2 separate regions of the Homo sapiens genome follow, and region 1 is linked to region 2. A link is an interaction called in ENCODE POLR2A ChIA-PET data of the cell type or tissue named here. Cell type or tissue: PC-3. All regions are shown on one strand. Links, peaks and the distances in the headings refer to the core of each region. The heading gives the core; the rest is flanking DNA. Region 1 has its middle 60 kb from the start of LINC01204. Region 2 has its middle 11 kb from the start of MIR221.

Region 1 (5,386 bases), core at 57-5,056, 290 kb before region 2:
GGCCCCAGTATCTATTCTCTTCTTTGTGTCCATATGTACTCAATGTTTAGCTTCCACTTATAAGTGAGAACATGTGGTATTTGGTTTTCTGTTCTTGTGTTAGTTTGCTTAGGAAAATGGCCTCCAGCTCCATTCATGTTGCTGCAAAGGACATGATCTTGTTCTTTTTTGTGCCTGCATGGTCTTCCATGGTGTATATGTATCCAATTTTCATAATCAAGTCTACTATTGGTGGGCATTTAGGTTGATTCCATGTCTTTGCTAGTGTGAATATTGCTTCAATAAACATACAAATGCAGATGTCTTTACAGTAGAATGAATTAAACTGCAAAGCTTCTGCACAGCAAAAGAAACTATCAACAGAGTAGACAACCCACAGGATGGGAAAAAATATTTGCAAACTATGCATATGACAAAGATCTAATATCCAGAATCTATAAGGAACTTAAACAATTAACAAGCAAAAAAACAACCCCATTAAAAAGTGGGCAAAGGACACAAACAGACACTTTTCATAAGAAGACATACATATGGCCAACAAGCATATGAAAAAATGCTCAACATCACTAATCATTTAAGAAATGCAAATGGAAACCACAATGAGATGCCATCTCACACCAGTCCAAATAGTTATTACCAAAAAATCAAACAATAACAGATGCTGGCAATGTTGTGGAGAAAAGGGAACACTTATACACTGCAGGTGGGAATGTAAATTAGTTCAGCCACTGCGGAAAGCAGTTTGGAGATTTCTCAAAGAACTTAAAACAGAACTACCTTCTTGCTCCCTCTTAGGAGAAAATTCTTAAGTTTGTGTGCTTTCTCTTGATCCCACAAAGGTCAGGTGCTGACAGCCTCCTGTTTTTTTTTTTCCTTAGAGTGGTGCCCTGAAATGCTCAAGTTCATGCGCCTTCCTCCAGTCCCACGGAGTCAGGCCAGCTAACCATTCATGCTCTTGAGCTATCCACAGAGGCTGACATTTGCCTTCTGTGGGAGTGTGCATAGGGAGCCAGTCATGGGTTGCAGGAGGTGAGAAATATAGAGCACTGGAGGTGCCTATGGGTCAATTGGTGGGGAGGTCATCAGGCAGGGAGTCTTCAGCACCTCATGGGCAGGCTTCCTGATGAAGTCTGTGAAGTGGTTGGTAGGATCTGTGGCCCTTTGTTGACATCAGGTGACATCAGGCCCTAATTTCTGTGAGTCTCTGCCTCTATTCCCTGTTCTCAGCCTCTCCCAACCACTCAGCTATGCCGATCACGTCAGTATTCTATGTCAGACAAGAAAAAATGTTGCCCTCTTGGGCAGCATCCTGAATGCCTGTGGAAGCTGAGCACTCACTATGTTCTCACAGTCCAAAGGAATTGTGGACCTGGGGGATCTGTCTGGGCACTGAGGTATGCTGCCTTGAGGGAGAGGTGATGGAAGTAAAGTGAAACTCTTCTTTTTAACCATCTTCAATGCATGTACTTTCAAATTTTTTGCTCCAATGTTGTGCCGGAACTTCTCCAGTATACAACTGGACTCTCATAAAGGTGCTGTCATCCATGAGTGGTTATCAACCCTTGTCTATGCTTCTGTGGAAAGATAATAATAAAAACGTCTAGTCTGCCATCTTGCTAATGTGATTCCTATCTAATACATCTATAGTGCTAAATATAAAGAAACATATTGACCCATGTAATAGCACCACACAAAAACTCTGTGGGGTGGGCAGTATTATTATCCCCTTTTTATAGATGAGGAAACTGAGGCTCAGAGAAGCCCAAGGTCTCATAGCAAGTGAGCCAGCTGGGGTTCAGATTTGAATCCAGGCACTCTGGCTCCCGATGCTGGGTGTGTTTTTAACCATTTTGTTATACTGTTACAGAATAAATGTGCACACAGTTTGTGATCCATAGTTACTGTTATAGGTAGGAAGAGAAATTGAAAAATATGAATAATTAAATAAATGTTAGACAAGTGAAGTAAAAAGTAGCTATAGAAGTTACAAAATGTTTTTCTGTCCTTGTGGTTGTGCACCTCTGGGTCAAGTGAAGCAAATATAATACCTCTTCTTTCTCCAGAAGAGTCACATGATCATGGCTTACTTTCCATTATAAACTATGTGTACTTTAGAACAAACACATTGCCACTGAGTAAAAATTACAGTGTTACTTTAAAAAAGTGAATTATTTCAGAAGTTATACCCACCAAACAAGCTATTTTTAAACAATTAATTTCACAAGAGTACCAGAAGCCTAAATATACTTTCAAAACAGCCTTCAGACACCAAGCAAATTTATACAAGGCACAGTTTGACAAATCTAACTCTAGCTTTCCATTGTTAGCCTCAAAGCCAAGTCAATATGAATGCTGGGTGGTAGAAAGCTCAGAGGGCCGCTGCATGTTTGAGCTCTTGCTGGGGCTCTGGATTCTGACCTCTGAACACTGTGACAAAGTGGAGCCCCACTCTGAAGGGAATGGGCAGCAAAGACATCTGAATTTCCTTCCCTCCACGTGCTGTGCTATCGCCTAATTTTTATCTATCTCTTAGGAGCCAACGACAAATGATTCAGGTGAATCCCAAGTTGTCTCTTTAGGGTTCTTAGAAAATGAGAGGTTTTTATGTCTGAGTACACAGTGAGAGAAAATGTAACTGATGTTCATTTTATTTATTTTTATATTTTAAGGGCTTCTAAGCCTAAAGACTTTAAGCATGCTGACCTGCCTGGAGAGCCCTGACCTATGCACAGCCTTACTTGCAAAATCCTGTGCTGATGATCCAAAGGCATTTCAGATCATAATTCTGGGGTCACCACCACTTGCGGTTATCATAAATACTTTTGAAGCAAGTGAAGAATAGGAAAGATTAAAAAATCTTTAAGGTATAAATTCTACTGAAGCAAGAAGAGATTGCATCTCATCTGAAGAAAGTCCTATAAACTTCAACCACTTAAAACTATATGACAGATACAAAAACAATCTCAAAAAAGGAAGTAGTTCTGTGTGTGACTCAGAGAATAAAAGATTACAGCATTTAGTCATAAGATACTTTGACAGGCGGTTGTTTCAGTGAAAGCACACTGAGTCTTACAGCTTGGACCAGTCATCCATTTAATTAGTGTCACTGTTTCCTACTCTTGCCAATACTCTGTCAAGCACTGAAGATATAGTGAACAAGACACCAGCTCTTCCTTCTTGGAGTTTATAGCTATTGTGGGGACAGGCAGGTAAACAGGCAACTTTAATTCCCACACTTGGGTTGAATGCATTATGGTACAGTACCACACAGGATGCCAGATGCATCTAGAGTATTCACCTGAAAGATAGAGTAGGAGAAAAAGTAGGGGAAGGTGGAGGTGCAGGTGGTGGTAGTGAAAGCGAAAAGCATTCCAGGCAGAAGCAGAAGCAACAGGCAGTTGAGAAAGAGCTTTGTGGATTAAAGCAACTGCTAGTAAGTTCAGTTTGGCTAAAATCTATAGTTGCAGAGGGGGTACTAGGTAAAGATGAGATTGAAGAAATGATCAGGGGTTAGATTCTGAAGGTTTTTTTAAAACTAGTTGAGGAGATCCACTCTATTCCTAAGGCAGTGTGGAGTCTGGATAGGTATGCCATTGATCTGGTCAGGTTTTATCCTACCCATTTCAGGAGTAGCTGGCAGGACTGGCTTCATGGGCATGTGAGCAGTATAGTTACACAGGACCCTATGCTTAGAAGAGCCCTGATCTGGGAGCTTAATGCTACCTGGTCACCATCTTCAAATTCTTAATAATTGTATTTTGGAATTTGTGTTTTGTAAATGATGTCTGAATGGACAACGGGGAATATGCAAGAAGCTTGGAGCCTCAACTCAAGGAAGGTCTTGCCTCCTGCCCCCAACCTGAGACAGCTTCTCAGCCATATGCTCCCCTGCCCCTGATACCCCATGTCGCACCTTACCTGAGCCCCAACAGCTGATACTCTTTGTCCCTGTCAAGGGCATGGGTATGAGTGTGGGGAAAGCAGGGTTGTGTGCTTTCACTCTGTGGAATCCCTGGATGGGCATGGCAGTGGCTGTCCCTGCCCTCAGCCCCAACAGCTGATACTCTTTGTCCCTGACAAGGGCATGGGTATGAGTGTGGGGAAGGCAGGGTTGTGTGCTTTCACTCTGTGGAATCCCTGGATGGGCATGGCAATGGCTGTCCCTGCCCTTAGACTGGTAGTACCATGTCATATCTGGTAGGCAATTGTGTGTCTTAGTGAGGGCAATCCCCTTGCCCACCCCTGATCTATGTACTGACTGTGTCCTGGCATGGAGGTTTAAAGATCTGTAGAGGTCATCCATCTGTTGTGGATTGGGGCAGCAGACCATGGGAAGAATACTTGCTGGAATTCCCCAGGCTCCACTTCTCTGTTGGAGTGTTGGTTAAGCAGCTTGGGGGAGGAGGAACCTGTTGACTATCAGGCCCAAGTGAGTATACCCCATGTAGCAGGCAGAGGCCCCAGGTGTCTGGGAGAGTCTGCACTTTTCCTATGAGTGTCCCATGTTGAGACTGCTGTCAACTTGCTCTGTCTTGAGGGATCCTCTTTTTCTCCTTGCAACTTCCTGAACCTGGTTTGTGTCTGTCTCTTCGGGCCAACTCAAAGCACCTTCCACAAAATACAAACTGTGAAGTTTTGTGATTCTGCATATGGGTTAAATACTCTAATATTTGCAATTCAAACTGATATTACACAATATAAAGAGGAATGGTAAAATTTATGCTAGTAACTTAAAACCTTTCATTTTTCTTTAATCAGAATGATAGTAAATTACAAATAAAAAAACACTGTGACAAGTCAAGAGAGATGGGTAAGAAAGGAAAAGGCCTCTGTATACTTTTACTGACACTATTTTCCTTCTTTTAAAACAAGAGGCCCCACATTTTCATTTTGCACTGAGCTAGCAAATTATGCAGGCAGTACTGGTAGCTGGAAAACACAAATAGACCTATAATAAGTCAGATGGGGAGATGCTAAAATCTGATATCATCTATAGTTCAGGATGACTAATGATTCTAAAGCAGTGATTCTCAAACTTCATCCTCCACTAAAATCACCTAAAAGGCTTAATAGAATACAAATGACAAGGTCCCCAACCTTAGAGTTTCTGATTTGGTAGTTCTGAATGTGACTTCACAGATTTAACTAGTTCCCAGGTGATGCTGATGCTTCTGGTCTTATGAACACTTATCTAATACTATGCGTGATGGTTTGCACCTGCATAGGAAGAGCCAGTGCAGGCTTAGATGTAGAGAGATGGTAGTGAAGAATCAAGGAGAGCTCCTTCCTTGAGTGAAGATTGACAGAGATAGAGGGGGACATAGAGGGGAGAAAGGCACAGAAGATGAACACTATCCACTTTACAATTTTGGCCAGGCTCAGGACC
Region 2 (5,386 bases), core at 84-5,083:
ATAAGGAAACAAAAGATTTCCTTAATAAGATATAAAAAGCATGGTACTCTTAAAAGTAAAACAATTTAAAAATGTAGTATAGATACAAAATGGAATACAATTCAGCCTTTAAAAGAGGGAAATTGTGTCATTTTCAACAATATAGCCAAACCTGGAGGACATTATGTTAAATGAAATAAGCAAGGCACAGAAAGACAAATACCACATGATCTCACTTATAAGTGAATCTAAAAGAGGTGAACTCACAGAAGTAGAGAGCAAAATGATGGTTACAAGAGGCTCAGAATGGGAGTGGATGAGAAAATGGAAGAAGCTTATCAAACTTTCAGTTAGACAGGAGGAATAAGCTTTAGTAATCTATTGTACAGAATGGTGACTATAATAAATAATAATATATTGCATATTTAAAAATAGCCACAATAGTAGATTTTAAATGTTTTCACCACAGAAAGGTAAGTATTTGAGGTGATAGGTTTGTTAATTAGCTGAATTTAATCATTCTATATTGTAAACATATACCAAAACACCACATTGAATCACATATATACAATTATTAGTCAATTAAAAATAAATTTTTTAAAAATCTAAAGAATTTTTAAAAAAGTAGATAAATTAGATGTCAAAAACTTCTCTTCTTTGAACAACATTAATATGTTTGGCTCCAAATCTCATCTCCAATTATAATCCCCATGTGTCAAGGGGGGGAACTAGTGGGAGGTGATTGGATCATGGGGGCGGTTTCCCCCAGGCTGTTCTTGTGATAGTGAGTGAGTTCTCATAAAATCTGATGCTTCAAAAGTGTTTGGCAGTTTCCCCTGTGCTCTTGCTCTCCTGCTGCCATGTAAAATGTGCCTTGCTTCCCCTTTGCCTTCTGCCATGATAGTAAGTTTCCTGCGTCCTCCAAAGCCATGTGGAACTGTGACTCAAACCTCTTTTGTTTGTAAATTACCCAGTCTTGAGTAATATCTTTATAGCAGTGTGAAAATGGACTAATACGGAGAATTGGTACTGGCAGAGTCGGGTACTGCTATAAAGATAACCTGAAAATATGGAAGCAACTTTGGAGCTTGGTAACAGGCAGAGGTTGGAACAGTTTGGAGGGCTCGGAAGAAGACAGGAAGATGCGGGGAAGTTTGGAACTTCCTAGAGACTTGTTGAATGGTTTTGACCAAAATACTTATAGTGACAGGGACAATGAAGTCCAGACTGAGGTAGTCTCGGATAGAGATGAGAAACTTATTGGGAACTGAAGCAAAGGTCACTCTTGCTATGCTTTAGCAATGAGACTGGCAGCATTTTGCCCCTGCTCTAGAGATCTGTGGAACTTTGAACTTGAGAGAGATGATTTAGGGTATCTGGTGGAAGAAATTTCCAAGAAGCAAAGCATTCAATAGTTGAACTGGCTGATTCTGAAAACATTCAGTCATGTGCATTCATAAAGAGAGGGTTTGAAATTGGAACTTACATTTAAAAGGGAAGCAAAGAATAAAGGTTTGGAAAATTTGCAGCCTGACCATGTGTAGAAAAGAAAACGCATTTTCTGGGGAGGAATTCAAGCAGGCTGCAGAAATTTGCACAGGTGAAAGAGCCGAATGTTAATAGCCAAGACAATGGGGAAATTGTCTCCAGGGCATATCAGACTAGCAGCCCCTCTCATCACAGGCCCAGAGGCCTAGAAGAGAAAAATGGCTTTGTGGGCCAGGCCCAGGGCCTCCCCGCCACCACCACCCGTGCCCCGCCCCCGCCACCAGTGTGATATCTTGAGGAAGCACGGCGATCAAGGTCTCTCCGAATAAGATTACGACACAAAGCTGGAGAGTTGATATAACCCTGAGGTAGGACAGTAAAGGCATATTGCTGGCCTTGCCACCCAAAGGCAAATTGCTTCTTGTGGGCCTTATGGACAGGAATGGAGAAAAGGGCATTTTCCAAGGCAATGGCTACATACCAGGTACCAGGAAATGTGTTAATTTGCTCAAGCAATGAAACCACATCTGGTACAGCAGCTGCAATTGGAGTCACCACTTGGTTAAGCTTAGAAAATCCACTGTCTTTCTCGAAGATCCATCTGTCTTCTGCACAGGCCAAATAGGAGAGTTGAACGGGAGTGTGGTGGAAATCACCACCCCTGTGTCATTCAAGTCCTTGATGGTGGCACTAATCTCCGCAATCCCTCCAGGGATGTGATATTGTTTTTGATTTACTATTTTTCTAGGTAGAGGCAGCTCTAATGACTTCCATTTGGCCTTTCCCACCGTAATAGCCCTCACCCTACTATTCAGAGAGCCAGTGTGGGAATTCTGCAGCTGCACCGCTTTTGTTCATAAATTACCCAGTCTCAGGTAGTATCTTTATCGCAGTGTAAAAACAGACTAATACAAATACTGTTAAGAAAAAGAATAGGCGCCAGGCGTGGTGGCTTACGCCTGTAATCCCAGCACTCTGGGAGGCCAAGGCGGGCAGATCACGAGGTTAGGAGTTCCAGACCATCCTGGCTAACACAGTGAAACCCTGTCTCTACTAAAAATACAAAAAATTAGCCGGGCGTGGTGGTGGGCACCTGTAGTCCCAGCTACTCAGGAAGCTGAGGCAGGAGAATGGCATGAACCCAGGAGGCGGAGCTTGCAGTGAGCTGAGATCGGGCCACTGCACTGCAGCCTGGGCGACAGTGCGAGACTCCGTCTCAAAAAAAAAAAAAAAAAAAGAAAAAGAAAAAGAACAGGCATGCAACAGGCTGGGAGAAAATATTAGCAAAACACATGTCTAATAAAGGGTCTCTATGCAGAATATATAAAAACTCTTAAAACTGAATAATGAGAAGACAAACATTCCATCTAAAAACGGGAAAAGATATGAAGAGATATTTAACCAAAAAAGGCATATGAATGGCAGATAAACACATGAAAGAAAGTCAACATCTTTAGTCATTGGGGAAGTGCAATTTGAAACCACAATGAGATACTACTCATAGCCACTAGTGCAGCTAAAATTAAGGACTGCCAATATCAAGGGTCAGCAAGAATGTTTGAACAAATGGCACACTCATAAATTGTAGGTGAGAACATAAAGTGGTACAATCACTTTGGAAAACAGTTTGGCAGTTTCTTATAAAATAAAAAATATACCTACCTGTGACTCATAAGTATTTTCCCAAGACAAAGGTAAATATATGACTATACAAAGGTTTAATGTACATAAAAAGCTTTATTCTCAATAGTCAAAACTAAAAACAACCCAAATGTCCATTAAAAGATGAATAGATAAACAAACTGTGATATATCCATTTAATAGCATACTACCAAGCAGTAAAAAAGAACTACTGATTCATGAAACACAGATGAATCTGAGAAACATGCCAAGTGAAAGAAACCTGACTCGGCCAGGCATGGTGGCTCACGCCTATAATCCCAGCACTTTGAGAGGCCAAGGAAGGCAGATCACCTGAGGTCAGGAGTTCAAGACCAGCCTCACCAACATGGAGAAACCTTGTCTCTACTAAAAATACAAAATTAGCCAGGCGTGGTTGCACATGCCTGTAATCCCAGCTACTCAGGAGGCTGAGGCAGGAGAATCGCTTGAACTCGGGAGGCGGAGGTTGCAGTAAGCCGAGATCGTGCCATTGTACTCCAGCCTGGGCAACAAGAGCAAAACTCCATCTCAAAAAAAAAAAAAGAAAAAAGAAAAAGAAAGAAGCTTGACTCATAAGGCTATATATATAATTCCATTTACATAAAACTCTAGAAAACGAGTTTACTATTTTTCTAGATAGAGGCAGCTCTAATGACTTCCATTTGGCCTTTCCCACCATGATAGCCCTCACCCTACTGTTCAGAAAGCCAGTGTGGGAGTGTGTGCCTTGTGGGGGTGGGAGTGTGTGCCTTGTGGGGGTGAGTGTGTGCCTTGTGGGGGTGAGTGTGTGCCTTGTGGGGGTGGGAGTGTGTGCCTTGTGGGGGTGAGTGTGTGCCTTGTGGGGGTGAGTGTGTGCCTTGTGGGGGTGGGAGGGGTGTGGGAATTGACCTAAAAGAGACATGAGGGGGATTTTTAGGATAATAAAATGTTTTATATCTTGGTTGTGATGATTGCTAATGGGTATATATTTATCAAAACTTTTTGAATTTATACTTAAAATTGGTGCATTTTAATATATGTAAATTATACCTCAATAAAGTTGTTTTTAAAAAATCAGTGCAATTCACCACATTAACTAAACAAAGGAGACAAAAACCAGATGATCATCTCAGTAAATGCAGAAAAGGCATTTGATAAAATTCACTATCTACTCATGAAAAAAATTTAACACTCTCAAAAGAGAGGTAAACTGCCTTAAAAGGCCTATTTTTACAAAGAACCTAGGGCAAACGTCATACTTACTGGTGAAATGCTAAGTGTTCCCTTTGAGACTGAGAATAAGACAAAGATGCTCTCTATGCACTCCTCTATTCAACACTGCACTATATGCCCTAGCCAGTACAATTAGTAAACAAAGATAAATAAGAAATATAAAGATTAGAAAGGAAGAAAGAAAACCTATTCATAGATATATTTGTGTACATAGTCAAAAATCTACAATTAACCTTAGAATTAACAAATAAGTTTAGCAAAGTTGCTGGATACGAAGTCAAAAAAACGAACTGCATTTTTATATACCAGGACAATTCATTACAAAGCGAAATTTTGAGATACCATGTATGGTAGCATCACAAAAGATCAGATACTTAGGAATGAATCTAATGTATGATGTGCAAAAGCTCCACACAGAAAACTTTAAAACATTTGAGAAATTAAAGACCTAAACCAGTAGAGAGATCCCAGTATTCACATATCAGAACACTCTATAAAGCATAAATATCAATTCTCTCCAAATTGATTAACTACGTTTCCAATTAAGATCCTAACATTTTTGGCAAAATTTACAATGGATTCTAAAATTTATAACACAAATGCAAAGAGCTAAAATATTCAAAGCAATATCAAAGAACAGCTCTAGTGGATATCAAAACTTATATAGCGGCCAGGCGTGGTGGCTCACACCTGTAATCCCAGCACTTTGGGAAGCCGAGGCAGGAGTATTACTTCAGGAGAGTTTGAGACCAGCCTGAGCAACATAGCAAGACCTTATCTCTACAAAAAAAAGAAAAACTTAGCTAGGCATGATGGTGTGCACCTGTAGTCCCAGCTACTTGGGAGGCTGAGGCAGGAGGATTACTTGAGCCCAGGAGGTCAAGAATGTACTCCAGCCTAGGTGACAGAGTGAGACCCTGTCTCTAAAAACATTTTTTTAACCTATACAGCTATGGTAATAAAGACAAAGTATTATTGGTACAAGAATATTCAAATGGACCAATAGAATACATATCCCAGAAGTAGACACAGACATCTATAGGCA

The links. Peaks named below come from ENCODE experiments on the same cell type or tissue, not always from the same donor. Only the 100,000 strongest peaks of a DNase experiment are listed, where the experiment ranks them.
Region 1: POLR2A ChIA-PET joins it to region 2 with 12 read pairs; 1 of 35 experiments calls an interaction of 5 or more read pairs at or near these places.

Annotation. Positions count from the first base shown.
Region 1 is chrX:45,443,193-45,448,578 of GRCh38, forward strand. No RefSeq gene overlaps it. Among named protein-coding and RNA genes, the nearest start is that of LINC01204, 60 kb to the right of the region's middle. In PC-3, for the core only: no CTCF peak of the experiment used is centred there; a DNase peak (open chromatin) is centred at 3,089; H3K27ac peaks cover 4,032 bases.
Region 2 is chrX:45,732,796-45,738,181 of GRCh38, forward strand. No RefSeq gene overlaps it. Among named protein-coding and RNA genes, the nearest start is that of MIR221, 11 kb to the right of the region's middle. In PC-3, for the core only: no CTCF peak of the experiment used is centred there; a DNase peak (open chromatin) is centred at 3,026; H3K27ac peaks cover 3,799 bases.